Linked DNA regions of Mus musculus: all the other regions are linked to region 5. The links are chromatin loops, found by intact Hi-C in ENCODE. Cell type or tissue: heart. All regions are shown on one strand. Region 1 has its middle 15 kb from the start of Klhl22. Region 2 overlaps Smpd4 (sphingomyelin phosphodiesterase 4). Region 3 overlaps Lrrc74b (leucine rich repeat containing 74B). Region 4 holds the start of Klhl22 (kelch-like 22). Region 5 has its middle 15 kb from the start of Scarf2.

What was found. Hi-C counts contacts between places; a loop is a spot of excess contacts. Peaks named below come from ENCODE experiments on the same cell type or tissue, not always from the same donor. Only the 100,000 strongest peaks of a DNase experiment are listed, where the experiment ranks them.
Region 1: a loop joins it to region 5, with 5 times the contacts of the local background. A loop is called at or near these places in 26 of 42 quality-filtered maps.
Region 2: a loop joins it to region 5, with 3 times the contacts of the local background. A loop is called at or near these places in 5 of 42 quality-filtered maps.
Region 3: it touches region 5 in a loop (7-fold over the local background); 10 of 42 quality-filtered maps call a loop at or near these places.
Region 4: a loop joins it to region 5, with 3 times the contacts of the local background. A loop is called at or near these places in 11 of 42 quality-filtered maps.

Annotation. Positions count from the first base shown.
Region 1 is chr16:17,741,623-17,746,622 of GRCm38, reverse strand. No RefSeq gene overlaps it. Among named protein-coding and RNA genes, the nearest start is that of Klhl22, 15 kb to the left of the region's middle. In heart, CTCF peaks have their summits at 1,895 (motif pointing left) and 3,112; no DNase peak of the experiment used is centred here.
Region 2 is chr16:17,639,895-17,644,894 of GRCm38, reverse strand. It overlaps Smpd4 (sphingomyelin phosphodiesterase 4), which reads right to left. Exons shown (of 19, transcript NM_001164610.1): 14 at 4,606-4,769; 15 at 3,834-4,030; 16 at 3,300-3,533; 17 at 3,066-3,197; 18 at 2,598-2,726; 19 at 65-2,421. The coding sequence ends at 2,092. Among named protein-coding and RNA genes, the nearest start is that of Ccdc74a, 4.1 kb to the left of the region's middle. In heart, no CTCF peak of the experiment used is centred here; no DNase peak of the experiment used is centred here.
Region 3 is chr16:17,555,282-17,560,281 of GRCm38, reverse strand. It overlaps Lrrc74b (leucine rich repeat containing 74B), which reads left to right. Exons shown (of 9, transcript NM_029053.3): 2 at 403-545; 3 at 904-1,036; 4 at 1,907-2,113. Among named protein-coding and RNA genes, the nearest start is that of Lrrc74b, 3.5 kb to the left of the region's middle. In heart, a CTCF peak has its summit at 2,161 (motif pointing left); a DNase peak (open chromatin) is centred at 2,151; H3K4me3 peaks cover 1,448 bases; H3K27ac peaks cover 2,519 bases.
Region 4 is chr16:17,758,017-17,763,016 of GRCm38, reverse strand. Klhl22 (kelch-like 22) reads right to left here and starts at 3,396. Exons shown (of 7, transcript NM_001359068.1): 1 at 3,323-3,396. In heart, a CTCF peak has its summit at 2,171 (motif pointing left); DNase peaks (open chromatin) are centred at 2,956 and 3,396; H3K4me3 peaks cover 2,547 bases; H3K27ac peaks cover 1,675 bases.
Region 5 is chr16:17,809,456-17,814,455 of GRCm38, reverse strand. No RefSeq gene overlaps it. Among named protein-coding and RNA genes, the nearest start is that of Scarf2, 15 kb to the right of the region's middle. RefSeq lists an enhancer at 3,303-5,000. In heart, a CTCF peak has its summit at 2,129 (motif pointing right); a DNase peak (open chromatin) is centred at 4,625; H3K27ac peaks cover 1,041 bases; H3K27me3 peaks cover 1,039 bases.

The DNA of each region.
Region 1 (5,000 bases), 68 kb after region 5:
AAACTATTTGGAATAAGACTTCCATTTTGACTACCAACGTTTAAAATCCCAAGACTTCCCTGGGAACTGACACCCTACTTGGCAGAAAGAGACATGTATGTCGGTAAGTGACATCCTGGTTGACAGGTTAAGAATGTTAACTTGTTAATGAATGTTAGACAAGTCCCATCCTTGTATAGAATTTAGAACAGGAATATTAGACAAGTCCTCTGACACTGTTGAATGCCTCAACCAATGGGAACAAAGTAATTGTACAACAAAGGTATTTTCCTAAGGAATCCCCTATCCATCAACCCTCATTGATGAAATAACTTGGCACAAATGTTTTTGGATATGGGGTTTAAAAACCCTATAGGATCTTAACTCAGGGTTGTGGTTCAGTTCTGGACTCTGGACCATGGCCTTGGTCGACCAGTCCTGGGGGATATGCTCAATAAACTATGCCTGTCTGATTGAGATCAGTGTTCATGTGTTTGTGAGGCAATTCCTGAACCCCAACACCCACCCAGCCCCAGTTTCTTCCCCTAACACTAGCTAGGAGAGAAAGAAGGGGCAGGGGGAAGCTATGAATCTAATTTCTTTCCTTTTCTTTTTTCTTTAACCACAGCTACTAACAAACCTCAACCAACCTCCCTAAATGACCACAACCACACACGCCACCTCCTGGCCTCTTGGGGACCTACCACTCATATCCTCTGAAAAGTTCCCAGAGTTCCAAATGCCACACAATCACAGAAACGATCTACAGCTGGCAAAACCATCCTTCTACTAGAGCATGAGGGCAATCATAACCAGCCTCCTACATCTGGAATTAAAGCTAAATCACATTCTTATAATATTTATCATTAAAAAGAAATAATTAGCAAAACCAAAATTTCAGAATTCTCAAAAATACCACTACACCAGTCTGTCCCATGTCAATGTTGCACTTGTCTCCACAGATGAAGTGATGAGACCAGTACCCAAGCTTTGCAGATACACCGCTTGGGCGGAGCCCAGAGTCTTTCTTTCTCTGTTCTAATTATTCCTAAGCTGAGGCCTGAAAGCTTCTAGCTTCCACACAATCTAATCTTCCAAGCTGACTGATTCAATCTGACCTCTCTTGGCTTCTCACTGAATTGCTCTGCATGGCCTTAAACTAACTTTGGCAATTTCTCTAATCTCCTGGTTCCTTCTTATTCTCTGGCTTTTGCTTCATAAACTGAATGTAAATGAACTCAACCTTACTGCGGTGCCTCTTGTGTTGATTGCACTTAGCTCAACTTGCCACACCCTCCCTGCACTGCTTGTACTGCTGCTCTTAAGCAGCCTCTTTCCTGTGCTGTGCTCATGACAGTTGGGCATAGCTGATCTCTGACTCATTCTGTCAAATCTTTCCATGATTCATCACTTTGCCCTTTAATTAGATGTCACTTTCAAACATGGATACGTCCTTCTACAAATTAACTTTGCCTTCATTGTTTTGGATTAAAGACTTAGACAGGGTTGGAGGGAAGGCTCAGTGGTTAAGGGCACTGGCTGCTCCTCCAGAAGTTCTGAGTTCAATTCCCAGAATCCACACGGCAGCTCATAATTGTCTCTAACTGCAGTCCTATGGGATCTGACGTCATCTTCTAGTGCTCATACATACATACAAACAAACACCCATATACATAAACAAATCTTAACAAAAACAAAAACAAACCAGAAAGGCTTGGGATGTGATTCTTTGTCAGAGCAGCAATATTGCTGGAATACATTTTCTCTGTAGCCTCTTACTCTCAGATTTTCATCTCTGGGGTGCTGGAATCAAAGACATGTGACCACTATGCCTGGCCTACTTCCTATTCTTAAAATCCTCTTATCTCAGAAGCCCACCTGCTCCCACACTAGCCAATTCAGTGCTGGAGAGCTCCCCCTGGTGGTACGCATGTGGGAGAGCTGGAGGGCTGACCAACTGAACCACCTCCCAGGCCCCAGACCCAAAGTTTTGAGTTTGGCTCAGCACATCATCTACCCCATGTGTGACCTGCTGGAGCTCATGATGGGTCAAGTCCTGCTGATCCAAACTACAGATCTCCCTGACTCAGGGCAACAACAGGATATCTGAAAGGAGTCCTGGTGAGGATTCAGTGTTGATAGTATAACAGAAGCCAGAGACCTCGAAACAGATCAATGATTCACTGCAATGAACGTTTGCAAATAAAGACGTTTGGACAAAAGCACACACTGTGCGACACACTATGACACAGCAGCCTCCACAGCGAGATCTGATTTTTAATTTTAGCTTTTTATTTTGTTATGAGGGAGAGGTAGCAAGGATAGATGCAAAGGAGTAGATAGATGGGTGGGGTTGGTGTGCATAATATGAAATTTACAAACAATCAATAATGAGTTTAAAAGAACCCTTTTATCTCTATTGTAGTTGGAATATATTAATAAATTCCTGCTTAGGGTTACTACCTGCCTCAAAAGGGTTTATGTTCCCCAATGAAAGACACATACCCTATAATTAAATCTTCAACTCAAAATTTCAAGGCTCAAACTTAACAGGGACAAAGCTGTAAAATCCTAATCTTAATAAAAAGCTACTAACTTGACCTGGGAAATGGTGGTGCACGCCCTTAGTCCCAGCACTTGAGAGGCAGAGGCAGGTGGATCTCTGTGAGTTCCAGGCAGACTGGTCCTCCAAAGTGAGTTCCAGTACAGCCAGGGCTTTTACCCAGAGACATCCTGTCTCAAAAAGCAAAACAAAATAAAACAAAAGCCTACTGACTTATTGTAAACTGCTAGATAATCAAGACGTGCAAGTTAATGCTCATCACCTTACGAACAAGCAAATTATTTACTGTGCTCGGAACTATGCTCATGGATACGCTAAGTACAAATGTAATTCATTTGGTTTTTTTTAAGCCTCCTTTATGTGTTTTCAAGGTAAAGCTTAAAGCAAGTAACTAAAAACAAGTAAAATTTGCTTAAAGGTTGGTCTACTTAATAGGTTATGGTTCTCAAACTCATCAGAGATCTGCTAATTATGACAATTGAAATGTTTAATGAAAAGGCCTTCCATGGTAGACTCCTACTGGGAATCGGAAGTCTCTAAAGAAGACACTGGAGCACTACTGCCCCACCTGCTGGACTGCAGCAACGTTAACCACTGGAAACCTGCCCCATGCCTCGCCTGCAGGCAGGGCTGGGTCCATGCTGTGGACACTGTTGGACTGACTGCCCTGCTCAGCCTTGTCTCAGCAGGTCAGTTTTCCTAGGTTCCTCCTCCACAGGAAAATCTCTCAGACCTTCTGGGGATGGCAGCCAAGGGCTGATGCGGACCCTGCAGAGCAGCAGAACAGTTACTAGTGTCCTGGGTGACAGCCAAAGCCAATGAAGCCAATGAACCACCAGTGAAGCCCCCTAGACCACTGCGGGAGCCTAGGGAGTGGGTAGTGGGTCTCTGTCCTTTTACTGGATACATAGGCCATTTGGATCACACTTCCTGCTATAATGTACCCTGCTCAGATTGTTGTTTGATGGCTAACAGCAGCCAGCAACCTGGCTCTTCCCCAAGGCTGAATTCTGCTGCCTGTTCAGTTCATTCCATAGAAAAAAGCAGCCCCAGGCCTTACCCTTTTTAGAGCTAACCAGGTCTCCTGCCAAGAAAGGCAAACAGTTTACCTTGCAGATAGACTCACACTCTTAAAGGGAAAAACTCACCAAACAGGTTTCAAAGTAACTTTTTTTTTAAGATTTATTTATTTATTATATGTAAGTACACTGTAGTTGTACTCAGACACTCCAGAAGAGGGCATCAGATTTCATTACGGATGGTTGTGAGCCACCATGTGGTTGCTGGGATTTGAACTCGGGACCTTCGGAAGAGCAGTCGGCGCTCTTAACCACTGAGCCATCTCGCCAGCCCTCAAAGTAACTTTTTTGCTATTCCTTTAATTAAAGGAATTTGATTTACAATATCTGCTCCCAGAAATCAGCCACCTGTGTCTCGTGGTAAATGATTAGATAAAAACAAAAGGTTTCAAGCCTAAATAAGTTATGAGGGTCTAATAAAATGTTTTAAGGTATGTAGGAGCAAGTTGTAAAGGTCTAAGGAAATGATTTAAGGGACACATAAAAAAATAAAATTTTCAGATTCCTAAGCTTTTACCATGTGTCTTAGTCAGGGTTTCTATTCCTGCACAAACATCATGACCAAGAAGCACTTGGGGAGGAAAGGGTTTATTTAGCTTACATTTCCACACTGCTGTTCATCATCAAAGAAGTCAGGACTGGAACTCAAGCAGGTCAGAAAGCAGGAGCTGATGCAGAGGCCATGGAGGGATGTTCTTTACTGGCTTGCTTCCCCTGGCTTGCTCAGCCTGTTCTCTTATAGAACCGAGACTACTAGCCCAGAGATGGTCCCACCCACAAGAGGCCTTTCCCCCTTGACCACTAATTGAGAAAATGCCTTACAGTTGGATCTCATGGAGGCATTTCCTCAACTGAAGCTCCTTTTTCTGTGATAACTCCAGCTGTGTCAAGTTGACACAAAACTAGCCAGTACACCATGACTTAAAGTCTATTGTTCTTTCTATAATATGAATTTCAGTACAGATTATAAACAGTAGTAATGTAAATATGTCTAAATGTCTAAATGTTTATCTCTCTTTTTTAAAGTTTTTTTAAAAGATTTATTTATTATTATATCTAAGTACACTATAGCTGTCTTCAGATTTACCAGAAGAGGGTGTCAGAACTCAGTACGGATGGTTGCTGGGATTTGAACTCAGGACCTTTGTAAGAACAGTCAGTGCTCTTAACCACTGAGCCATCTCTCCAGCCCCGTTTCTTTCTCTCTCTCTCTCTCTCTCTCTCTCTCTCTCTCTCTCTCTCTCTCTCTCTCTCTCTCTCTCTCTCTCTCTCTTCTCTTTCTCCTCTCTCTCCTCTCTCTTTGTTTTTGTTTTTGTTTTTTTGAGACAGGGTTTCTCTGTAGAGCCCTGGCTGTCCTGGAACTCACTTTGTAGACCAGG
Region 2 (5,000 bases), 170 kb after region 5:
AAGTTTCATTACAGACTACACAGTGAGATCTTATCCTAAAAATAAACCAAAACAGGGAGATGGCTTAGTTGAGCATCCTATTTTATTTTTTGTTGCTGCGATAAACACCGTGATCAAAAGAAAAGCAAAGTGGGCATCAGAGGGTTTATTTTAGCTTATAGGTTAGAGTCTATCATGGACAGATGCCATGAAGGAACTCAAGGCAAGGCAGAAGCCTGAAGCAGAAACCAAGAGACTGCTTGGGGCTTTCTCCCCAGCTTACTTTCAGCTACCTTTCTTATACAGCCCAGACCTACCTGCCTAGGGATGGTACCACCCGAAGATAGCTACATCAATCAAGAAAAGGTCCCTTTCCCAGGTGAATCAAGTTGACAACTGAACGCTGACAACTGGTGACACCTGCTTTGAGGCCTAACCTAGTTCCATTCCTCAAACCTCTGACCTATGTCCATACATGGCACGCATGCATGCACTGCATCCCCCACACTCCAATAAGTCAGTCTAAAACATTAAACTCTGGGGGCACTTGAAGGAGTAAGACATGACCTGTGTGTGTGTGTGTGTGTAACTGTCAAGAGAAAAAAAATTTAAAAAAATATTCATCTCATAAATAAATACAGGCTAGGTAAAGAGTTGGCACAAGCCTTTGATTCCAACACTTGGTAAGTGTACGTGTATCTCTGAGTTCAAGGCCAGCCTGGGCTACACAAGAGTAACTATCTCTATCCCCCACACAAAAGATAAATATTGATAGGGTTGTTGGTAAGGGCTAGTCATTCAGCTCTGACCAGGGGAATTGGAAACAGTGGGACACTCAAAAGGCAACTTCCCTTCCCACCACAAGGAGGTTGTACTCCTGGGAAGATGCTGGCCTGGAGCTGGCTAGTATAGGTCAGCCCCATCTGCCCATGACTCTAAGATTCTGGAGGCTGAAGAGATGGCTCAGTAGTTGATTAAGAGCACTACAGAAGCCTGGAGTTTGGTCTCCAGCACCCACCCACTCCCTCTTCTTGGCCTCCTTAAATGCATACATATGATGAACAGACACAAGCAACATTCACTCACATAAAATAAAAATGACACTGTTTAACAAAAAGGAAGTTTCTGGAAGCCAATGTGGTATTTGTTCTGGATGACAGCCAGTTCTGAGGTGTTAAGCAGGGAAATCAGTTCTCAGGGCACCACAGGGCCTGCCCCCACCTCAGGGTTAGTCTGCCTTGTCTTGTTTCTGCAGAAGTTGAATCCAACATGCCCTAGGCATGAAAGGGGACTTTCAGTCAGAAAGAACTCCATCACGAGGTAAGGAGGTACCGTGTCCAGGAGCTTGCTCCACAGTTCCCAAATGCCCAGGGACCCTTGGCAGGTAAACAGGCTAAAGATTCAGCCCAGACAATCTCCGAAGCAAGAATGGTTTATTCGGATCCTTGTTCAGTTATGTTTTGAGCTGACTTTTGGTCATGGGTCCCATGATGTATTCTGAAGTTACATCGAAATACAAAGCCCAGTGATAACTTTGAAAAAAAACAGGTTGGTATTTTTTTTTCTTTAAAAACAGCTACACACCCACAACAAAAGGGCTGGTTTAAGAACACCTTGGAGATGGTGGTGTTCACCTGCAGGGTGAACTTGAGCCCTTTGGTGTCTTAGCTTTGATGTGAAGGTGTTTTTTTCATACAGGTGTTGTTACAAATGTGACGCTCCCTTAAATTCCTTAGTTTTACAGGCAAAACCAATGCTTTTTTGCTTTGTGTCCACAGAGGCTGGCCAGACCAAGCTCCAACCCCAAGCTCTGTCTCTTAGAACCCTGCTTCTCCCCTGGAGTGGATATTGAGCTGCTTGTGTGCCCTTGGACTGAAGGTGAGGAGCCATGGCCAGCACTGATTGTCTTACACAATGGCTTATGAACCTTCTGACACTGACCCTTCTGTGTCAGGCCTGCCTGGATCACTCTCCCTTCCAACTCTTTGTTCTTTTGAATAACTCCACCACTGCAGGGAAACTACTCCCAAGAACACTGAAGATGACCTGCCCCTCTATTCCTGGCTTCTAAGCAACCTGCCACAGTCTGCTCAGGAGAGGATGGCCAGCAGCTCAGAGCTGGTGCAGCTTCCCCCGTTCAGTGAGCAGTGTCATAGCTATGGCATAGAGGACGTATCCTAGGACCAGGAGCAAGGAGCAGGACAGGGGCCCAATGCAGAACAGAGAAGCCACAAAGAAGGCCATCAGGAGCAGGAGCAGTGTCCGGTAACTGCCCAGGAAACGGAGGCTGAGCCTGGGGCCCCGTGCAGGATTGGTGACCTGCCTCCGCCCTACAGGGCTCAGCAGATGTCTGTTGCTCAAGGCAGGCTCAGTGAGGTGGTAGCGACAGAAGCTGCCAAGGAAGTCATTCCGGGAGCACAGAGCTGCCATCTGGCCTGCAAACTAGAGAACAAACAAGGACTCAGCAGTTGGAGACACAGAGCACCCTCCCTTCCAGGATGCCTCTGGGACCAAGTGATTCTCACGCAGGGCCGTGAAGGGCAGGATGCTACCTAGGGCAGGAGCACTCTCTGGAAGCTATGTCTAGGGCATCCCAGCTGTCCCTGCTGCTCACTTACTCTACGGTTGATGGCAGAGGACAGCCGGAAGAGTGCACGGACCAGACTGGTGATTTCGTAGCTCCGGATGGGCTGCAGCTCTAAGTCTCCCTGGTACTCAATCTCGAACCTTCGCAGACCATTAATGATCTAGAAACCCGTTCATTTGTGTATGAATTTTTAATATAAGTGCAAGATGTAAAGCATTAATGCAAGCAAAATGTTTCCGTGAACACATTTCAACAGTTCAACTTTATAACAATTATAAATAAACCTGTTAAAATTTTCTGGACAATGCCAGCATTTGGATTTTTTTTTAAATAGGTAAATTTCTTATTGACGGCAAAAAAAAACAAAATAAAATAAAATAAAAAAATCTAGAAACCCAAGCAGTGGAAATAATTCTAAAAAGAATGTATCTTTGCAGATGACTTGAGAAACGACAGCTCATGCGACCATCATATGCCCCTTGCGACAAAAATGGTTTACCTGGTAGCGGCCCAAGGGTGTAAGGATGAGTCCTTCTTCCCCCACAATGCAATCTGGGAGCTGCTGCTTCCCATTCTCGTCCCGAGCACTCCCCAGGGCAAGCGTGAGCTGGGCCAGCTGGGCTTCGCTGAGCTGGAGAGGAAGGCCTTTGCTTTCAATTTCAAAGGGAAGGAAGGGAGAGCTCTTCACCCCCACTGACTGAGACCCTCCTAGAGGGACCTGTACAGGACATACCCGGAATATCTGGCGCAGGTACTCCAGGGCCTTTTCTAAGTACTCGTCTGTCTTGCGGATGCTGTCCTGACCTATTTCATCCAGGTCATTGGCTGGGTAGCAGCTATTTGTGTCTGTGAGGCCAAAGGTCAGCCATGACAGGAAGGAGCGGCCAGTTGGGCTTTCCACATACTGATCAGAGATGGACTTGGCAGTCTGCTTGGCCTGTGTGATGAGCTGAGCAAGGCGCAAGACCTGCAAGAAAGACACAGGCACTGCAAATGGGCTCAAGCACCCACCAAAGGAGGTGGTGACCCTGTCATTTGGGCAGGGTGGCCCTAAGAAACCAGCTCTAAGAGTGTCCACCCAGAGGGAAAAGGGACATCTTATAATTAATAATCTTCATTATGAGAAAAAAACTAGCAGTTATACTTAGAGCACCCACTCAATACCCAGCCTTCCTCCCTTCTTCTCTGCACTGAAAATCCCTTCCTTGGTTCTGCTGGTCCTCACAGCTTCCGGGACCCCACATTAGGAAGACTTTTGTCCACTTACCAGGGTTCGGATTTCAGGACCAAACATTGGGGTATATTTGCAGTCTTGGCCCTCTAGGCTATAGACATGGCTCTTCACCTTGAAGGAGGCATCTGTCACAACAGGGGGCCATGGTGACAGGAAGCTGGTGGTGACTGTGAAGAGCCGGTGTTGGCGGTGGGGGATGATGAGCTCCGGCTCCAGGAACAGCTGCTCACCTAGAAGGCAAGACGCTAGCTAAGTCTGCCACACGCATCCAGGTGCTCCTGGTAAGACTCCAGAAAATTTGCTCTGGCTTCTGAAGAGCCGTGGCAATGCTGTACCTCCAGGCTCCAGGCTAGAGAGAAAGGCCTAACGGGAATATCTGGTGCAGGTACTCCAGGGCCTCTACCTGTGTACTGTCTCGGGGGCTTGGTAGCTCGAGGGCCCAGCTCTAATGCTTAGGAGCCTGAGCAAAAGCAACAGTTGCCAACAGTAGACACTGTGCTAGCAGAGTGACAGCAGCCAATGCCCGCCACTACCCACCAATCTATAGGGTAAAACAGCAGTTCGGAGAGCTACAGCTTAGAGCTCTGATGTCCATGTCTTTGAGCTCAGTATAGCCATTGCCTAGATGCCAGCACTAGGAAGGGGACATTAGCCAAACTTTTACTATACTTTTGATGTGCAAAGTCTGCAAGCCACAAAGAACATCCTTGAGGCATGCAGCAACCCCAAATTCCTCTATGTGCCACTTCTCAGCAGCTAAGGTACTAACTCACTCAGTGGAGCCTGCCCGGGACTGAAGACTCACCTTTCTGGATCATCTCAGCCAGGTTGGGCTGGGCAAAGACCTTAGCCACTCGGAAGACCATGAGTGCATTCTTGGGGCTGACAAGGTCTGTGCGTAGGGCACGGTTCAGAAAGCTCACAAACAGCTTGGTGTACATCAGCAGGTTTTCCTGGATGAAGGGTGCCCTGAAGACAGGTAGCAAGATGGGGGCCAGCTGGAGTGAGACCACCGTGTAGACCCCTTATAGGAGGCAGGGCCACACTGCTCCTTACTCCCAAAGCCTACCCCTTCCTGATGCCCCACCTCAGTCCTCTGTGCTGATAGGGTGACCATGGAGCCAGGCTAGGCCGAACAAGGAGATGGGGTTCTAGGGTCGCCGTGTACTCAAGACCTGAAGCACAGCATGCCTAACTTAG
Region 3 (5,000 bases), 250 kb after region 5:
GTGTCTGTGTGTATGTGTGTCTCTGTGTGTGTGTGTCTCTGTGTGTGTGTCTGTGTGTCTGTGTATGTGTGTCTCTGTGTATGTGTGTGTGTGTGTGTCTCTGTGTGTGTCTCTCTGTGTGTGTCTCTGTGTGTGTGTGTGTGTGTGTATGTTTGGGAAGGTGATCTGTGATACCTGGACGCAGTGGGGCAAGGACAGCAAACATGTCAGCATTAGGCAAATGCTCCCTTTGGTTCACTAGTTTGGTGGCTTTGAGAAAAGACTTAATTAATTTTTAGTGTGGAGGTCCTCATCTAGAATATGGGCACAGTAGCCACCAGAACAAGAAGAAATGGCAGGGGCAGGAAAGGGTCCAGGCTATGCCAGTGATTCGTTCCTTCTTCATCTCCCATCTACTGCTAGGCACCCATGGGCTTGGAGAACGGGTCATGGCTACCCTCTATCTGAAGTCTTGCCGGGCCAATAGTGTTGTGCCAGTTTCTTGTCTTCTGCGCCAAGAGGGTGCCTCTGAATTGAACCTTCGGCACCGTGGCCTGGGGCCCCAGGTATCTGTTGGGGGACACTGGAACCACACTTGGCTGGGAGGATGTAGGAGGTAGTGGCCATCTTGTCCTTGATTCTATCTCAGACACTCAAAGCTGTCTGTGCCACACAAGTCCCATCTCCCATGCCTGCGAGACAGGGTGGAGACTGTGTGACAGAGATGAGGGTGGAATTGTAGGAAGGACTCCAGGAAGTGAGATTGGGCGGCACCTAAAGGTAGAAGCTGATGTTCTCTGGAGGAGGTGGGAGCTCTGGGGATTTAAACTGAAATTATGACCATCTGTATCTCAGTTCAGGGAAGGACCAGGCCCCCCAGGCCACTATGTTCCTCGCCCCTTGTACCTCTCTGCTCTGTTCCAGGGGGTCCGGGCATTGGCTTCCGTATTGACCTCTAATCCCTACATCAAGCGTCTGGATCTTCGGGACAATGGGCTCTGTGGTGCTGGAGCAGAGGCTCTGGCTGATGTCCTGCGTAAGAACAGCATTATCTCTGGTAGGTAGTGCAGGACTTCCGTCTGAGAAGTAGGCAAGCTTGGGGCCCCTCTTTCCCAGGGAAGTGGCTCCCTCCCCAGGCCTTCGATCTTGAGATGTTGCTAGGAGATGAGGAGGGAAGTGCCGGGTTAACCCATGCTGAGCTGCTCTTTGTCTGACCCTCTCCATTGCTCTCACTGGCCTCTCCCTGGTGAGCAGCCTCCCCCCTTGCAGTAGACTCCCAGTGCCTGAGTGCAGGGCAGGAGAGCACAGAGAAGCAGGCACCGAGGGAGGGAGAACCGGAAGGGCAAGGTGGGGGCTGGGTGAGGCTGCTTCCAGCTCTGCCGATGAAGCACAAGCTGACCCAGGCAGGCAATCACTGAGCCTGTTTTCAGCTTGTAAAGTGACCACCACAGCACTACTTTGCTCTCTGGGCTGTGGCAAACTTCAAAGGAAACGACAGAAGTGGACATCTAAGCTTACATCGCCAGTCCCTAGCAATAGGACAGTGGGGTTATGCTGTTACATCAACCATCACAGAGTAGCTGACATGCTACCACAGCATTCTTCACAGACAGTCATGGAGTGGGGAGACCATAGACCCAAGGTGACTCAGCCAACAGTGGCAAGGCTGTCACCATGCTGCCCCCAGATAAATCAGATTGCAAAGCCCCTCCTTTCCCTCAGGCTCGGAGGTTTGTGAGATACAGAGAAGTGAAAGAGGGTGGCGACTGGCTGGGGGTCCCACTGACCAGGCAGAATGTGTGGCGCCTGGCTGCGGGTCCCTCCAACCAGGGAGAGTGTGTGGTGCCTGGCTGTGGGTCCCTCTGACCTGGCAGAGTGTGGCACCTGGCTGCAGGTCCCTCTGACCAGGCAGTATTGCTGCCCTCAGATGTGGACCTGTCAGAGAATCAGATTGGAGCTGCAGGGCTCCAGGCGATCTGCACTGCCCTTGCCTTAAACCCAACTGTTGAGAAGATGCAGCTGCAAGGGAACAGGCTGGAGGAACAAGCAGCCCAGCACCTCGCTGCTCTTCTGCTGCATCACAGGGGCCTGAAATCTCTAGACCTCAGCTATAATCAGCTCAATGACCTGGCAGGTAACAAAGTCTGGGCAGTCATGGGTACTTATCGCCCCCTGGTGGCAGGGAAGGGGAATGGGCAGGACGGCACCCAGCTTCTGCCTGAAAATATCAATGTGCTGGTTTCTGCTCATGATATCTCCTCTGGCTGTCCTTCCACTCCAGCCACGGAATTCAATGAGTTCCAGGCATAGCTCACTGCCCTCTGCTGTGAGGAATCTATCTATGAACAAAACAAAGTTCCTGACCTCAAGGAACATACACTCTCAAGACCATTCTGACCTTCATAAAGAAGCAACGTATAAGTCTAGAAAATAATGGATCCACCTGCTATAAAGGGGCAGAAGTTTAAGCAGAAATCTGTGCCTTGGGTAAAAAGGAGTCAGCCATGGCAAGATCATGAAGCTGATGAACTCTCATCATGCAGGCCTGTTTCCTCCACTGGTAGACACCAGTGTGATTGGACTGGTGGTCTAGGGGAGAATGACCAGGCAATGCTTTGCAAGGGAAGCAGAGACTATATGCCCATAGATCATGGAAGAAGGTATGGAGGTTTCATCCCAAGTGCTTTTGCAAAAGGGCTTGTAGTATATCTCAGTGGTAAGGTACTTGTCCAGTGTGTGTGAGATCTTGGGCTGGGGAGAAGCTAAGTGCTAGGGAAGACATGGGAAGGCAACCTTGATCCAGTCATTGTCTCCCAGTGCCTCTGCACGGGCCGGACTGCTGTGCTAGGAATATAAATACCCACCTATGTCACTCATGTCTAAATGTGTCAATCAGCTATAAAAATCAGACCTAGGCATACCTGTAAGCTCAACTATGTGGAAGATCAGTTGAGCCTAGACTTGGGGATGATCTGGTGACATAAAAGGGCCACTCAGGCCCTGCTCAGCTGAAGCAAATTCTTTCTAAACGTGTGTGTGTGTGTGTGAGAGAGAGAGAGAGAGAGAGAGAGAGAGAGAGAGAGATGTGTGGGTGCCTGTGGAGGCTAGGACATCTCATCCTCTGCATTAGGAGTAGCAGATGGTCACGAGACATCAAATGTGGGTGCTGGGAAATGAACTCAGATCCTCGTGAGGAACAGCTGGTGCTCTTAGCTGCTCAGACACTTCTCCAGCTTCTCCAGCATCTGAAAGGAATTCTTAGATCATTGCAATGGATATGCCAGAACAACTGTCTAACAGGAGTTTTGGAATTTCTGGTCTGCCCCAAGCTGCTTAGACAGTGGAGTGGTGGAGTGGTGCTAACCTTGGCTCTGGAGTTTACCTGCTAAAGCCGAGTGTCTTCTAAGAAAGTCATTGTGAGAGCTCTGTGGAAGTAAAGGAGCATCTCACATCACTTCCGACAAACCGTGGCTGTGTCTCTGGGACTTGAGAACTGAGTAGCCAGCTTGCTGCTACTTTAATGAATGTTGCAGGCAAGCATCTTCTTCTTCTTCTTCTTCTTCTTCTTCTTCCTCCTCCTCTTCCTCTTCTCCTTCCTCCTCCTCCTCCTCCTCCTTCTTCTTCCTTCTCCTCCTCCTCCTCCTCCTCCTTCTTCTTCTTCTTCTTCTTCTTTTGAGACGGAGTTTCTCTGTGTAGCCCTGGCTGTCCTGGAACTCACTCTGTAGACCAGGCTGGCCTCGAACTCAGAAACCCAAGTGCTGGGATTAAAGGTGTGCACCACCACTGCCCGGCTGCAGGCAAGCATCTTATAAAGGGAAATAATGCACTTTTGGCTTATAGATTTGGAGAGTTCAACTTTTGATAGTTTGGCCTGTGGCTGAGCCAACATTAGAGAAGAGTCATTCAGCTGTCGAAAGGGGTCACGTGATCTCCTGAGGGGAACCCCTAGTGCCCTAAGACTTTAGATATTTTCATCTCCACATCCCAATATTGAGAACCAAGTTTTTTAGAAAAGACTTTATTTTATCCTGTGCATATGTGCATATTTTATCTGTGTACATGTGTCAGTTCACATGGAGGCCAGAAGAAAGCCTCCTGAAACTGAAGTCAGTCAGCTGTCAGTCAGCCACTAGCCTGCATGCAGGTGCTGGGAATGAAGCCTGGATCCTCTACAAGAGGCCAGTGCTGTGTCACCTGGGCATCCCAGGGAGCAAGAGTCATCTCTGCAGCCACAGGGAGCAAGCCTTTACAGCACTGGAAGATCTTTGGGGTGGCTTATTATATAAGTTACAGACTAGAGCAGGCAAGTGACACAGAGGTGGTGGGAACAGAGGGCGGGAATCTGAAGTCCTATGACGGTATGCAGGGAAGAAAGGGCAGACTATTTAGTTTCTCCAAGTGGGGATCTGAGGCTGTTGCTGAGCAGTGAAGGAGCTTGAGCCTCAATCACCCACGGTCTGTGCCAGTGGAGAATCTAACTCAGGTGTGGGCCTCACAGGATGGTAAATGGGTGGGTCACAGAGATAGTGTTGCCGTTACAGACCAGTAGAAGAGTGAGCCTCACCCTCCAGCTGTTCAATAGAAGAGGGACTAGAAGACACTTGCTGTCCTTGCCCAGCTTTAGCAGTGTCCAGGAAAGGTGGGGGGCTCCTGTATCTGAGAGCCTAGGGGTGTCAGCTGAGGTGCTAATATGTCTGCTGCTGCAGGTGCTAGCCAAGCAGGTAGCTGGACACACTCTGTCTACACACGTGCAAATGCACACACATTTGCCTTAGTTTGATCTAGTTTAATTTGGATTAGTTTTTGAAGCCAGGTCTCACTATGCTGCCCAGAATAGCTTGGAATTCACTATAGCATTCAGACTGACTTCAGTCTTCTGTATGCTCGGATAACAGGAATGGACCACTACAACAACCCCTCTGAGCACTTCAAACCAGCTTCTCTTCTCTAGCAGCCAAGAAAATGAGAAGAGGCCAAACTTTATTCCCAAGGGACTCCATTCTGGCCACAGAGATCAGCCA
Region 4 (5,000 bases), 51 kb after region 5:
AGTCAGTTGCTAGAGGCCTGTGGCCAGTGGCCAACCATATGCTCTTTTAGCACAGGTCAGCCATTTAGAAGGCCATGGACCCTCTCTACTTCATGCTACTCTACTTACACTTTAGAGTTCCCTGTCATCTCTTTAAAAGTAAAAAATGATAACCAGACTCACCGGGCAGTGGTGGCTCATGCCTTTAATCCCAGCACTTGGGAGGCAGAGGCAAGTGGATTTCTGAGTTCAAGACCAGCCTGGTCTACAGAGTGAGTTCCAGGACAGCCAGGGATACACAGAGAAACCCTGTCTCGAAAAGCCAAAAAACAAAACAAAACAACAACAACAAAAACAGACTCAGTGGGTAAAGACATTTGCCCTATAAGTCTAGCAACCTGAATCCAATGCCTGAAACCCACACAGATGGAAGGAAAGACTGAACTCCACAAAATTGCCTTCTGACCTCCGCTCATAACCTGTGGTACACACATGCACACATAAAGTAACAATAAGAAAAGTTTAAAGATTAATTTTACTTATGTAGGAGCCCTCAGTGGCCAAAAGAGAGTGTCAGATCCTCTGGAGTACAATTGTGAGCCATCAACCAAGGTGCTGGGAACAAAACCCAAGTCCTCTGCAAGAGCAGTAAGCACTCTTAAACTACTGAACCATCTCACCAGCCCCCAAATATGTATATCTTAAAATGAAAATTAGATGTTGAGGGAAAACTAGCCTAAAGGCCTTATTACTGAAGGAGCACATTTCTCCCCAACCCCATCTCCTCTTCGGGACCTATGTGCTCTCAAGCCTCTCCTGCCTCCCATCACATGTGCTCCCTTCTCTTCCATCTGTCTCCTGGATGTAGGGCCTCTATTGGCTTACCCACACCTTCCTTCTACCTGAACCAGATGCCTTCTCACAAGGCCCTGGAGATGGTTATATTATGTCTTGCCAACTATTTCTGGGTTAGGATCCCTCCAGCCTGGAACTCTACCTTAGAATAATTGCTCCTCTCCTGACCTCTTTCTTCCCTTCCTTCAGTGCACCCTGTCCCCGGGGCACGTATTCTCAATGGCGTCTCCAGCCAGAATCCCTTCTAACTAGTCTGTTTGTGTCAGTTACACACTACATTTCTACCTGAAACCTCCTAGTCTCAGCGATCTCTTTTTCTTCTTAAGGCTATGTTTTATAAGATCCTTTGTTCTTGATTCTCCTCCTATATCTTGCAGTCATCCCCTTATTTTTTCCAGTGGCCACTGTTTGGAGTCCCAGCATAGGACTGTTGTTCCAAAGGATTTCCCTAACTCTCGTCTTGCTTCAACATCAACATCCCCAGTTTCCTCTGAACAGGGGACCAAAAATACTCCTGTGATCATACTATAGTTACTTACCAAGTGCTATCTCACTGCTTCATACTTGGGGCTCCCTGTGACTTAGCTCAAAACCTCACTTCCTTCTCCTGCCTGCCCCACTGCCAGTTCTTAGACCCATAGGGACACCTGAAGTCCTCTGAACAGAACTGTGTTCTTTTCTCATAGTCCTATTCTGGCCGTGACTCTAGTTGATCACATCTACCTAGCACCTTCATACAATCTCAAAAAAACATGCTCTGATAGTGAACCTGTCTTCTCTACCCTTGACAGTTTGTCTCACAAGCAACTCAGGGTTAGTTTCTATGGCAATATCTGCTAACCAAACTCTGGCTGCTATCTCCAAACCTCAGAGTCCTGGAAGGCTTCCCCATCTGTGGGTGATTAATTGTCCTAACAGACACTGACCCTCCCCCACCATGCACATGTGGAGGTGGTCCTCACAGTTGTCAGCTGAGCAGCCTGTCTGCCCTCTTGGAAGGGGATGGATATCATCTGCTCTCTAAACGGCCACCACAAAAACAAGTACAGTAAAACAGATGGCTACTCCTTTGGACAGGCAGAGCACAAGAAAAGCTCAAGAAAAGAAATTCAGTACAATCAAGAATGCAACAACATCCAGAATCTCTGGTATAGCCAGACAGGATGGTAACAGATCTGTAACTCCACCACTCCGGAGTGCTGATACAAAAAGATCACAAAGTTGCCTATAAGGAAGAGGTGGGGTTAGAGTGCTCAGTGCACTTAATGCAAAACTATTCCTGCCCGGAACTGGAGCTCCCAGCGCTGACATCGGGTGGAGGCGCCCTCTGCTGGTCTCTAGAGCACCTTCACCCAGGTGCACATACAGACCACTTGTTTCTAACAGCCTTCGCTGTCACGGAACTCTTTGGTGATCAGCCTGGCCTCAAACTCACAGAACTCTACCTCCAGAGTGCTGGGATTAAAGGCAGGGACCACCACACCTGGCTTCACTCTTTTTTTTTAAACGACAAAACATTAAGGAGACTACGGTGACTGCAGATCTAAGATATTCCTCTACACATTCCTTTAGCTTCTGCTTATAACTTCATGCCCCTCTCACACATATAAACTAGGTTCCCTACCATTGTTTGCTACTACAAACAGCTGTGCACTGAAACAAATTTTAGAGGAATCTTCAAGGAATCATTTACTGGAAAGGCATCCTCAACCTTCTGTGGGGGCTCCCATTCCGTATCTGTCCTCAACGCATCTGAACCACAACGTAAGGTGTGCAACAAAAGGAAAAACAGCAGCTTGGGAAGAGCAGAAGAGGGAGCGGGTCCTTATTACCACGGGGGTGGGAGGGAGCATCCAAGAGGTGTTGACGTGCTCTATGGCTTCTTTCCCAGAGCACGGACGAGGAGCATCTCGGAGATCAGGCCTTACCCTAGGAAGCAGCCGCGGGCAGAAGGTGGCCCCGTTGCGCCCGGACAGGTCCGTTCGTTCGGCCTGTACAGGATCTAAACTAGTACAATCCGGGGATTTTGCACTGACAGCGCTTGCTCTCCGGCTTCTCTCAACAACCGCAGCCGCGGCTGATGAGCTTGAGGTCACGCCGGGAGAGGCAGCCAGGCCCGCCCGCTGCCTGTTGCAATCCCTGCTCGAATAGCTTCGAGGGACGGGGACAGGCCAGAGGCCACACTCGGACCCACGGCTGGCGACAGAACCTGACCAACCGGGCTGCGAGGGCCACGGTCCGCTTCAGCCACGCGCAGGCCTCGGCGGGCCCGCGCCACAGCGCCAGGCCCGCGCCGGACGCCCGGGGGTCGCCCGGCCAAGCCCCCGCCACGTCAGGCAGTCGCCCGTGCCCGCCCCAGGCGCCCGCGGTACTTGGCCCAGATCTCCGCGCCCTCCGCCATCCCCGCTCCCTCTCCCATCCCCGCGTGCAGCACAAGCTCGGCGAAGAAGGCCTGCCGGGCCCGCACGGTACATGCCTCGCAGCTGACCTGGTGCTGCCGCAAGCTGAGGCCGCTCTCGCAGCAGGCGGGAGGCGGGAGGCTGGAGGTGGGGGCGGAGCCTCTCCGTCACGTGGGATGCCGCGCAGGCGCAAGGGGACTCTAGGGGGGGTCGCTGTTGGGCGGGGCGGGAAGAGGCTGAAGGGTCAGACCCCGGCTGCTCTTCCGAAGGATCCGCTGTCCGGAAGCTCCACCCTCGAGGTGCCTATTGAAGGTGCAAACCTAGGCCCTCCTTCTTTCCCTTTCTCCTGGCCTCATTCTAACCCTCACTCATTCTCTCACTCATAGCTTCTTCACTGGCTTGTCTCTTCACACCCTTTCACTCACCATCTCCCTCATCGACTCCTTCCTTCCCTCACTTTCCCGTTTCCTCCCCCAGTCATTTCTTCGTTTCTCCTGCATTACTTCCTTCCCTCTTCATCGTGCGTCTATTACTTCACTCATCGTCTCACTTGTCCCCTCCTTCTTGCTTCTTCCTTGCTTCCTCTCTAGGTCGCTCCCACCCTCTCTATCTCTTTCTGTTTTCCTTTCCCTCACAGCCCTATTTATTGTCTGAGGTCTTCCTTCTGCCTCTTATTTCCTCCTTGTCGCTCCCTGGTTTCTTCTGTCATTGTACTTTAGACTTTGGAAGGCTCCTCGTCCGGTGCTTGCTGTGGAGAGTGAAAACAAGCAAAGGCTTTATGTACGGACAAGTGTTGATTTTCCTCTTTTCTGAGACTCCAGAGTAAATCTGGTTCCCAGTCCCAAAACTCACCTGCCCCTAGCTGTCCTGGGGACACCCACTTTTCTCTGCTTCACCTCGAGGAGGACCACACTCTGAGGGGCGCATACCTATAGCAGAATCCAAGAGTGGAGCTGTAGGGCCTTCTTACAGATAGATGGGGGGAAATTGTAGTTTCAATATGGTGGAGAATGTAAGAGAAAAGATGTCGCCAAGGAAGCCTCCTCATGAAAAGGGGGAGAAAAAAAGGAAGAAGAAAATGAATAAAAGAAAGGCTGTTTTAGGGGAACCCTAATTGCTGCCCGGAGGCCTAGCTATAGATCCAGATGAAAAGACCCAGCCTCTAGAAAAGGAGGCACCCAATGCACGTGAACTTCTACCTGTCAGGGCTCCCTGGACCAAATGACTCCACCTGTGTTGCTGGAGACTTTTAGACCATGATAAAAGTATTCTAGCAAGAGATACCATCAGCAAATATATGAGATCCAACAAAAAGTAGAAGACAACACTCCCTTGTCACTTCTGACTATCGGAAAACACAACTGAAACAGGTCACCCACTAGAAAGTTCTAGAGATACAGAATAGCAGAATAGGAAGAAATCTCAAAGTCTATGCCCCAAACCTAGTTTATATAGTATGAAGCTCTTCCCATTCTAAAGACCTAAGCCCACTTTGGTCTCTGGATTTGAAAGGAAGATTCGTTTTCTCCTTGTATAACAGTTTTCCCCAAGATTGGAGCATTCTATTCTTCAGAAAAACTCCTTAAGCAGGAAGGTTAAAAAATTCAAAATAGTTTCAGGAAGTCCTTGAAACTGACCAAATACACTTGGTCCCTCCCTGTCAGAGAAATAATAAAAGCTGAGACAGGTGAAACTGAGCTGCACAAAAGACTCTCAGAGGAGAAAAGCTGCACAGTAGACTCAGACCAGACCAGCTGCCTTGACAAA
Region 5 (5,000 bases):
CCAGGTGTAGTGGACAGGTGTACGCCCACCTCTGAGCAGAACAGGAACCAGCAGGCTCTTGAAGCTCTCCAGCCAGCCAGTCTAGCTGAACTAGTGAGACCCTGACATTTCCCAGTGAATTTTTAATTGTTATTTAGGTGCTTTGCCTACATGTATGCTAGTGCATTGCCTGGGTGCCTGGTACCCACAGAGGCCAGAAAAGTAGATTAGATCCCCTAGGACTGGATAAACCCGTGTCCTCTGGAAGAGCAGTCCGTGCACTTTCTACCAAGCCATCTCTCCATCCACAGAAACCTGGCTTGAAAAATAAAGTAGATCCACATGTGGTAGCTCATGCCTTTCATATCAGCACTTGGGAGGCAGAGGCAGGAGAATCTCTGTGAGTTTGATGCCAGACTGGTCTACAGAGAGAGAGAGTTCTGGGCCAGCCAGAGCTCTATAGTGAGACCATCTCAAAATAAACAACTAATGTAGAAAGCCATAAAGGAAGGCACCTGGTGTCTCCCCACAAGCATGCACACACAGATACACACACAAATTAAAAGCTCTGGAGAAATGTCACAGAGGTGACAACATAAAAACCTGAGTTCTAGTCCCCAGAGCACACATACCCTCCCAATGCTGAATCAAGGAGGGACAGGAGGATCTCTGAGCCTTGTTGGCTGCCATCCTAGCTCCTGTCTTGAAGGAAAAAGTCAGAGAGTGATGGAACAAGACACTTGATGTCCTCTTCTGGCCTCTGCAAATGAACACATGGGTGCACACACTCACGCATACACATATGCCAAACACACGCAGCAAAAAAAAAAAAAAAAAAAAAAGACTAGAAGTTAAGATTAGTGACACATGCCTATGTTCAGATCCCAAGCACCTACATAGGAAGCCAGGATTGGTAACATGCTTTTAATTCCAGGGCTGGGGAAGCAGAGACAGAAGGACTCCTAGGGCTAGCTGAATTAGGAAGCGAAGGGATCTTTCTTCAAGAACCATTTGTCAGCATCTTTCTCTAGGATCTAGGGCTCAGTGATGAAGCTATGCTGAGTGGTAAATCCCAGGACTCTGCCTGTCCCCCACCTCGTCAGTGCTGGAATCTCAAGTATGCCTATTACAAGCATCCTTGTGTGTGTGCACTGAGCATGAAGCGCGGGCCTTCTTGTTGATACAGTAAGTGCTTTACCAACTGGCCTATTTCCTCAACTCCTAAAGCTGTATAAACAAGCAGAGGGCAAAGACAGTGGGCAAAGATGATCTACTTCTTAGAGTTCCTCATGTTTTACTTCCTCCTGGTCCCAGTTCACAGGAGTAGAAATTTGGAAACTCACTTGACGAAGCCAAGAAATTATCCCAAGCCCAATTCTGATGCTGGGAAGAGTTCCAGAAAGGTCCTCATAGGGTCACTGGTTTCCAGGTCACTGTCAGGAGCCCCAGGCTCTCAGTAGAAATTTCTCTCAACTTTCCAGAAGTGGAAACCTTGAAGAACCAGGAGTTGTGCATATACAGGTGGATCTTTAAATTTGAGGCAAAGCCTGGTCTACATAGCTAGTTCCAGGACAGTCAGGGCTACAGAGTAAGAAAACCTTGATGGATGGGTGGCCTGGGACGTGCTCTAGCAGTAACAAGCCACTCTGGCTCACCAGGCAGATACAATTACTTCATAAGCCTGACCAGTTCTCTCCACACTGAAAGGAAAGTGCTGCCTCTGCAAAGCTGCCTCTGACTGCCATAGCACACGATGGCATCTTGTGCCTGAACTGAGATGTGCACACACATCACATAACACTATAATTATCTTTAAGTTTAAAATCATAGATAGGCCTAGCAGAAGGTCTGGGAGTCTGGGAGGTGCCCTCAAAGTGGGCAGTGCAATCCTCACCCCAGCTCACCTCTCTTGCCTCACTTCCCTGTGTCTTCCTGTTCTTTCCACTCTCGTATCCCACCAGACCATCGGCATCATGTTACAGCGTTCTTCGAGCTTCTCCTCTAGCTGGCTGTAGACAACTTTGGTGAAAAACCTGAACCTGGGACCCCCACCTCAGTGTCCTCTCCTAGCAATACAAACTGCTGGGTTATTTTTCTGCTAGGACTATTGCACACTCTTTTCTGCTCCAGATGTTTCTGCGGTTCACCACTAGATGGCAACATCAGAATACTTCTACCTTGCTAACAATGAATGGACTTCAATCTTTTCAAAAAGGTCCTATCTCTAGCCCTAAAATAGCAATGGTGTCCTGCCACACAAGGGACAGCAGTGAGATTGGAATGCCAAATGTCGTGCCTCTAGAATGGATGCTTTAAACACTTGTGTTTTGAAGTGTACAGAAAAGCAATAATAAAAAGCTACTATAAACTGGATGTTGTACGCACTTTTAATCCCAGGAGGCAGAGGCAGGTGAAGCTCTGTGAGTTCAAGACAAGCCTAGACTACACAGAGTTCCAGGACAGTCAGGGCTATATAGTAAGACCCTGTCTTTAAAAATTCAGGCCAGCCAGGGCTATACAGGGAAAGCCCTGTCTCGAAAAACAAAAAATTAAAAAAATAAAAATAAAATGAGAATTATAAAGCCACTGAACACAGCTTAGGGATATGTTCCTTAGGAACATGGCTTAGTTGGTAGAGTGCTTGCCTGGCTTGAACAAAGTCCTGAGTTCAATCCCTAATAAACCAGGTATGGTGAATGGCGTGAATCTTAGCAGCTTGGGGGGTAGGGTATCAGAGGCACAAGTTATCTTCAGCTACAAAGCTAGTTCAAGGCTATCCTGGACTATGTGAAACACCATCTTGGGGGGGGGGAGCCACTGGGGTCCCATGTTGCTGTGTGCAGTAAGCAGCTCTGGACCACTGTGTTCACTGATCCTTCGGTACCCACCCACCCCCAGTAACCACACTCCAGGGGTTTCTGGAGCTTTGATGACTAAGAAGCAACAAGTCTTCATCAAATCTTTGCAAAGATTCAGCCCAAGTCTTTGCAAAGATAAGAAGACCTGGCCGGGCAGTGGTGGCGCACGCCTTTAATCCCAGCACTTGGGAGGCAGAGGCAGGCGGATTTCTGAGTTCGAGGCCAGCCTGGTCTACAGAGTGAGCTCCAGGACAGCCAGGGCTACAGAGAAACTCTGTCTTGAAAAACAAAAAACAAAAACAAACAAAAAGAAGAAGAAGAAGAAGAAGAAGAAGAAGAAGAAGAAGAAGAAGAAGAAGAAGAAGAAGAAGACCCGTCACCTTATCCTGATCAACTTTCTTTTCCCTCTGTCCCCCTTGTTTTGTCACTATTGCTTGCTTTGTTGGTTTTGGGTGAAGCTGGGACACTGTGCATGCTACACTCCCTGCTCTTCTGGATCACAGAACTCAGATAACTTCCAACACATCTGGCTGTGTTTCAGGGGTGTGTACACCTCCAGGCTCAGTTGGGTACTGTGTGGCCGTGCTGCACATGTGTGTTAATTATGGACTGAATATGCTTTTCTGAGCCTTTTCCGTGTGTTTGCATATCAGGCGTGTGGTAGTCAGTGTCTTCCTATCAAGTCGGCTTTGGTAGAAGGTGTCCCTGTTACAGGTCATGTCACTGTGACTTTGTCTGCTGTGAGTGTGTTTCACTAACAGAGCTGTAATGGTGGCAGAGGGGTGTCTCTCAATGTTTTTGTCGGGTGACAGTGGTATGGATGTTGCAAGTTTAGACACAGTCTCCTGAGCGTGGTGAAGTGCTGGGTGTGTGCTGGCATTTTGTCTAGTACAATGGTATGCGTTACAGAGGACATGTTTGTCTCCTGTTTCTATGTGTAATGGCTGTGTGTGGGATCAGAACTTGCCTCTTTTTTCATTGCACCATGAATTGTGTGTATGCATGCTTCAAGGGATTTGGTTTCCATGTGCTAGGCAGCACATGTGATTCATATGATATAATATGATATATGATTCTTTCACCATGCCTGAAGTGCATGTGTTGTAGGGTGTATTATGTTCCCAAGTCTGTTAGATTTGCTGTGTATCCCTTGCCCTTCGTTTATGTGTTCTGAGGGCTGAAAGTCCTCTTTGCATTGCAGTGACTGTCTCCACATGTGTGTGGCAGGGTATATGTCCCTTGGTCTGCATGTGCAGTGCCGTAGTACATCTGTGTTAGACATGAAGGTCCATTTCTGTCTAGCAGACTGTGTGTCTAGGTGCCTCTGTGTGTCCCAGGGAATTATGGAGCCATGAGTATTTGACCCTTTTAATTTGGATGCAGTTATATGTAGGGTACATGCTGCTGTGTGTTTGTTCTGTGTTTCTGGGCCACACTGATTTGTCACACGTGTGTGTTTTGCATTGTGTTGTATTTCTGTGCATCTAGTGGCAAAGGTATGTGTGCCACAAGACAGCAACTGCTGGTGTGTGCACATGTATAAGCTGTCTGGCACAGCCTGGCCTCTCTGAGTGATGTGTGCTACATCCTGCTGGAAACCAGACGGAGCCCAGGCCCCTCTCCAGTCCCCACATTCCTTTGTGCTCTGTGTTACAAAAAAATATTTGCGTTTTCCACGACTCATAATTTTTCCTCCTCAATCACTACCAGATGTGAGCTCTGTGGTCCCCGTCCCCATGGCAACAGAGGTTCCAGCAGTCGTGGTTCTCTTTTGTGGCGCCTGCCCTGGGAGCTGGCACTAGTGCAAGCCCAGAGGGGGTGGGGAATACTGGGTGGTGAAAGACATTTAAGGGGAACTCTCCTGGGGGACAGGCGGCAGGGCTGGTTGATGATGGACAACACTGGTCTCTGTCCAGGAGGGGCCCACAGAGAGGTTCCTGCAGGTCAAGCTTCCTGGACAGTGGGAGGAGAGGCCCCAGGCCAGCACTGAGATATTCCTGAACTGCCCAGATCATACCAATCTAGACTAGGGAGATGGAGGACTAGTGTAAGGAATTGAGTGAGTGGCCATTGTGGAAGGATGGCTTGGTAGGGGCACAGAGTGGGCAAGAGTGGGGCCTAACAATGTTCCACTCTACACTGATTGTCCTGCCTTGGCCTCTG